2 separate regions of the Homo sapiens genome follow, and region 1 is linked to region 2. Evidence: chromatin loops called from intact Hi-C (ENCODE). Cell type or tissue: CD14-positive monocyte. All regions are shown on one strand. Links, peaks and the distances in the headings refer to the core of each region. The heading gives the core; the rest is flanking DNA. Region 1 has its middle 27 kb from the start of TNFSF8. Region 2 has its middle 37 kb from the start of TNFSF8.

Evidence for each region. Peaks named below come from ENCODE experiments on the same cell type or tissue, not always from the same donor. Only the 100,000 strongest peaks of a DNase experiment are listed, where the experiment ranks them.
Region 1: it touches region 2 in a loop (3-fold over the local background); 3 of 110 quality-filtered maps call a loop at or near these places.

What each region holds. Positions count from the first base shown.
Region 1 is chr9:114,956,571-114,959,494 of GRCh38, reverse strand. No RefSeq gene overlaps it. Among named protein-coding and RNA genes, the nearest start is that of TNFSF8, 27 kb to the right of the region's middle. In CD14-positive monocyte, for the core only: no CTCF peak of the experiment used is centred there; DNase peaks (open chromatin) are centred at 504, 804 and 1,164; H3K4me3 peaks cover 2,274 bases; H3K27ac peaks cover 2,500 bases.
Region 2 is chr9:114,892,236-114,895,159 of GRCh38, reverse strand. It overlaps a transcript of TNFSF8 not described here. Among named protein-coding and RNA genes, the nearest start is that of TNFSF8, 37 kb to the left of the region's middle. RefSeq lists an enhancer at 123-1,322. In CD14-positive monocyte, for the core only: no CTCF peak of the experiment used is centred there; DNase peaks (open chromatin) are centred at 149, 849 and 1,349; H3K4me3 peaks cover 691 bases; H3K27ac peaks cover 1,862 bases.

The sequences.
Region 1 (2,924 bases), core at 190-2,689, 64 kb before region 2:
TAGATCAAGTATTAATTAGGGGAAAACCAAAAATATTTATCTGCAAACAATGGCACCTACATCCACTGTCTCTTACCTTTGCCATGTCTTTCATATCTCTGCCAATTTTGTATGTTTGCTACCTCCCCTTTTTTCCTTCCCTTCCTTTTCCCTCTCTCCCTTCCCTTTAAATACCTGTAATATAGAACTGAAATCATACGTGTAATATTTTCGTTTGTTGTAATTTATGATTCAGATATAAATAATGTTTCCTCATTCTTAATTTCAAAATCCAGTGCATGGAACATTTTTGTAATGTCTAAAAATAAGATCCAAAACACAAACACCCACAATTGTCTCTCCTGATTTAACAACATACAGTAAATTGATATTTTTTCTTTTTTCTTTGGTGAGTCAGTGACCGCCAAAAGAAAAAAAAAATTATCCAATCTTGTTCAATGATAGGAAGTAAGAAGATTTCAGCACCTACTAAGTGCCAGTTGTGTGTGTGTGTCTGTGTGTGTGTGTGTGTGTGTGTGTGTGTGTGTGTCGTCCATCTTCTTATTTGCATTTATAGGGAGACAACTAAGGCTCAGAGGTTATGTAACTGTCCCACTGTTACCCAGGAAGGAAGAGGAGAAAGTAGGATTCAAACTCAGGATCCATGATTAGTTCTCTCGCATGAAATTAAAGACATCATATGGTAGAACAAACAAAGAGAAAATTTGCCTAGTTGAAAACAAAAACCTAGGATTAAGGAACGCTTTTTCAAGGAGAGCACCAAGGTTACTAGAACACCGTTTTGTAATCATGGGTGTAGAGCTTGCATGCTGACATTTCCTATGATTCAGCTCTGCCGTCCTACTCGGCTCTTTACGAAATTAAACCACATTTTAGAAAAGGAAACAATATCAGACTGATAATAATTTCTGTTTAAAATCAGATAATTTAAAACAAAGGTGAAAACCAGTGGAATGACATAGATTTTTATCTCACCTGCTAGTCACAGAAATGTTGAGTGTGAAAAACTTTGAATTCCAAATTCCAAAAATAAAACTTTCTTTGCTGGCTCTGGAGGTTTCTCATATTGTTTCACAACCTACATGCCCACGCCCCCACTCTCATGGCATCTGCTTCCTCTTCCTCCCCCAGCCCATGCCATGAACCCGAAGGCATGCGACAGGGAGGGGGTCTAGGGCAGAGAAGAGCCCAGGAGCCCTTCCCTGCAAGGGCACTTCTGAAAATCCCCAAACACCACTTCACCAAAATTCTCTCAGGCTGCTCTGGGCTGAGCAAGAGTGGAAGAAACCAGGCAGGATGTCAGCCGTGCTTATGTTCTCAGAATTGCTACTTGGCCACAGTTTTCTCTGGCTTGAACCATAGCAGTGGGCAGAATGGAAAGTGTATGAAAAGAAAGTGCAACTGATGGTCTTGGAGAAGTCCTCAGAGTGAAAGCAGGAGGCGCCTGTGGGAGACTTCAGCCCTCGCTAAAGCCAAATGGGCCTAGCCAAGCTGCCTGGCCCAAGGTACCAGTTCCTACCCTCCTGTCCAGATTTTAGGGCATTCTTGGAGCATCAGTATTCTCCCCTCATACCTCATTAGCTTTCGATTGCATTTTGCACCTTCATTCTTAAGAAGTCATTTGCCTTGTTAAATGTGAGTATTCCCCAAGGCCAGTGCTAAGTCTCTGTTCTTCTGGCTGCATCTCAACAAAGTTGTAGAGTCAGAACACTATTGTGGTTGAACATGAGGCATGAGTTTAGCCAGATCTGACTTCCAGTGTGGGCCCTGCCAATTATCAGTTTTATGACCTTAAGCAAGTAATCATCTTTCTTCATGTCATTCTCTTCTTGAATTACTCTGCGAGAACAACTCTCTAACCTGTTTTCATTTCCCACCTCTAATATAGCCAACTGCCTGCTAAACATTTCCACTTGGACGTTCCTTTATTGCCTCAAGTATGACAAATGAAAACCATTATCTATTCTTCCCCATCCCCCCAAAATCTTTCATATTCTTTCTTTCTGCTAAGACAACCATCATGTTTTGTTCTATTTTGCTTTTGAGATGGGGTTTCACTCTGCTGTCCAGGCTGGAGTGCAGTGGTGTGATCACTGCTCACTGCAGCCTCCACCTCCCCAGGCTCAAGTGACTTTGCCACCTCAGCCTCCCAAGTAGCTGGGACTGCAGGCACCTGCCACCATGTCCTTAACCAGTATTTTTTGTAGAGATAGGATTTCACCATGTTGCCCAGGCTGGTCTCTAACTCCTGGGCTCAGGCAATCTGCCCACCTTGGCCTCCCAAAGAGCTGGGAGTACAGGTGTCAGCCACCATGCCTGGATGGAAGCGTTTTTGAGAATCACCTTTAACCTCCTATATTAAATCAGAACCAAAGTCCTATTGATTTTTCTTCTCTAAACTTTCTGCAGTCCCACTCTTCCTTTCTCAAAAGCTCTCGTCGGTTCATAGCATCTTATTTCCTACATGTGTACCCTTTTCAAACTAGCCTTCATACCACAACCAGAAAAGTTATTTCTGAAATTGCTTTGATCAAAATACCCTACCATCACCACCTCTCCCACCACTGAAAAAATACTAACAAGCTCCCAACCAGGAAAAAATTCACTCTCCTTGCCCTGAGTACTCAAGGCTCTTCATAAAACAGGATCAGTGTCTCCCAGCATCGTCTCCTTGGGCTCCCACCTGAGGCCTCTTCCTCAAACCATTTCACTCAATATGTAGTCCCTCATTTGTCAAATATGTGTAGAATACCCACTTGGAGCCAGGTGTGATGGATACAGTGGGTGAATAAACAGACACAGCCTCTTCCTAGCAGGAAAGCAGACAGGCTTTAGACCACTAAACACATACATAGGCTGGGTGTGGTTGCTCATGCCTGTAATCCCAGCATTCTGGGAGGCCAAGGCAGGCCAGATTACTTGAG
Region 2 (2,924 bases), core at 134-2,633:
AGCTAAACTAGTCAGGAACAAGCTGATTTGAAGGCTGATCCTCCTTCACAACCAGGAGGCTCCAAACAAAAACCAGCTGAAGTATTTCATCATTTCCTTTCCATTGCTAGGGACGCAGATGACCTAACCTCCTTGACATTCTGACTATGCCTTCCGTTCTCACAATGAGTCTCATTTTACCAGCTGGCCTGATGCAGTCAGCGCATGGCACAGTACTCAAGGGAAGAAAGGTCACAATCCATCACAGGATCAATACAATGGGATGAGTAAACAGCAAGAAAACACTGAAGGAGGCTTCATTTCTACCACCAACATTACATTCATACACTCACACAGTCCTCAATTGCATCTGGTCTTTTCATCCTCCTCATTCATTACTTTGATGTGTTTACTTAAACCGCTTTATGTTACGTAAATAGATATAATTACTATCACTTACTGAACGCTTGCTTGCCAGGTTTCAGGCACCACATGGAAGCCTTCAAATACTGTAGTCTACTGCATCTCACCCTTATGAGATAGAGATGACCATTCCCATGTTGCAGATGAGGAAACAGAGGCTCGAAGAAATGCTTAAGTATGTCTAAGTTTCAGCAGCTCATGAGCTGAAGAGCTAAGATGTAACCACTGCAGTTTGGCTCCAGAGCTATATTTCTAACCACACTACACTGCACTACCCTGAGGCTACTTGACCTGGTGCCTGCTGATTCCTTTGTCCACAAGGTCCTTGCCCTTCATTCACATCTTGTTAATTTGACCTCATTCATAAAATTTCAACTCAGACATTATTGCTCAAGAACCATTCCGCTAAATTAGACATGCAACCTGGACCTTGATATTCTCACTTCTGTCTAAAAATTTACTACACTCACTATGACAGCATGATTGTACATTTGCCTCCCTGCTAAACTGTGGGCTTCTGAGTAACAACAACGTCAAAATGTATCACATCTCTCCTGCCGATATCTACAAAGTAAAGTTATTCTTTCTTCCAGATTACTGTGGCATGATCCTCCACCATTCACACTCTACCCTGGACTCTGGGAAGGGACACTGCTGCCTTGAAACTCTACAACCCTGAACCTTGATGCTGGTTGCTGCAGACAAGAACTGCTTCTACCCTGGGTCACTGTCACTGCTAAGTGGAAAGTCATGAACTTGATGGTACCAGTCACTCTGGGCCTAAACCGACATAGCCAGGAAACGGTTCACCCCCCACAAACAGAATCATCTAGACCTGTCCATGATTTGGAATCGTGGCCCAATACTTCCTGGCCCCAGAGAGAGAAAAAAGTCTGACCACCCCCTACTCAAAGTGCCAACTCATTTCCTTCCCAGAATTAATCACTTCCCAAAATGTATGACTGTGTGAACATCAATTCCCTTCAGGGGAAAACCCCACTCCCACCTCTCAGGCTGTCATCTTACCCTATGACCCCAACCTGACAATCATGCAACAGCCCATTATTGGTACCTTTTCCAATGTTTAGGTGACTCATTCTTATCTACAATCACTTTGTTGTTCTAGGAAAGTTTTTGACACAGCAGGCATTTGATATATATTTCTTGATTAAATGAAAGATTAAATGAATACCATCTTAGATGTCTGCATAGTGCTTTAAAGTTTACACCACTATTCTTTCAAATAGTACAAGAGAGAACTAAGCTGTGTACTCAACTGGGAAGAAGCAGAACTGAGAGTGGGAGCACCTGGTATTCTGATTTCTTGTCTAGAACTATACTATATTCTGAGATCACTAAACTACAACCTCAGGCGACTCTGCCTACTTTTGTAAATAAAGTTTTATTGGAACACAGCCACATTCATTCATTTATGTACAGTCTATGGCTGGTTTTATGCTGTGATGGCAGAGTTGAGTAGCTGCCCCAGAGTCCAGGAGCTGTTTACAGAAAATGTCTGATGGACCTGCTATATATTGCTGGTGACTCCAGGTATGTTTAGATATACACACTTACAACACACACACACACATACATCATAAATTTTCCCACAAAGAGAACCATATGATCACTGTCTATCTGACCTTTTCAATATTGTCAGCTGTGAGAGGGGAGTACCAACTTTGTTGGAATCATGTATAGAACATGCCTCTGAGTGCTAAGGGATTCCATGGGCTAATGCATGATTTTTGACCATGGACTTGATAATATCTATCCAACAATATGAAGAAGTAGTAAACTTAAAAAAGAAAAGGCCTCAGAGGCAAATCCACCAAAAGCAGTGAGAAAGGAATAGCTTCCAAAAAGATCATGTTTTAAAATAAGGAGGTTAGAGATGTGAGGATTTTTTTCTTTACAACCAGTAAACCAGAGACATGTGAGGATTTGAATGTCTTCATAATAATGAAAATAATTTTAATCAAAATGTCTCTAAAATATAGACTTAGAATGTACTGTTCCAAGAAAATTATTTGTTCTTAGATGTTTTCCTTCAATCAACCACTCAAGGGAGTTTAGAAGAGACCAGATGGTGCCTTAAAAGGATATGAGGCCGGGCACAGTGGCTCACATCTGTAATCCCAGCACTTTAGGAGGCCGAGGCAGGTGGATCACTTGAGGTCAGGAGTTTGAGACTAGCCTGACCAACATGGTGAAACCTCATCTCTACTAAAAAAAAAAAAATACAAAATTAGCAAAGCATGGTGGCACACGCCTGTAATCCCAGCTACTTGGGAGGCTGAGGCAGGAGAATCACTTGAACCCAGGAGGCAGAGGATGCAGTGAAGTGAGGCGAGATTGCGCCATTGCACTCCAGCCCAGACAACAACAGCGAAACTCCATCTAAAATAAAAAATAAAAATAAAAAAAGAAGGATATGAAAAAAGGGAACTTAAGTGGATTCTAATAAATCACAAAACCTCATATATAGCTATTCTCTAGACTGAATTACCCAGACTTCTGAA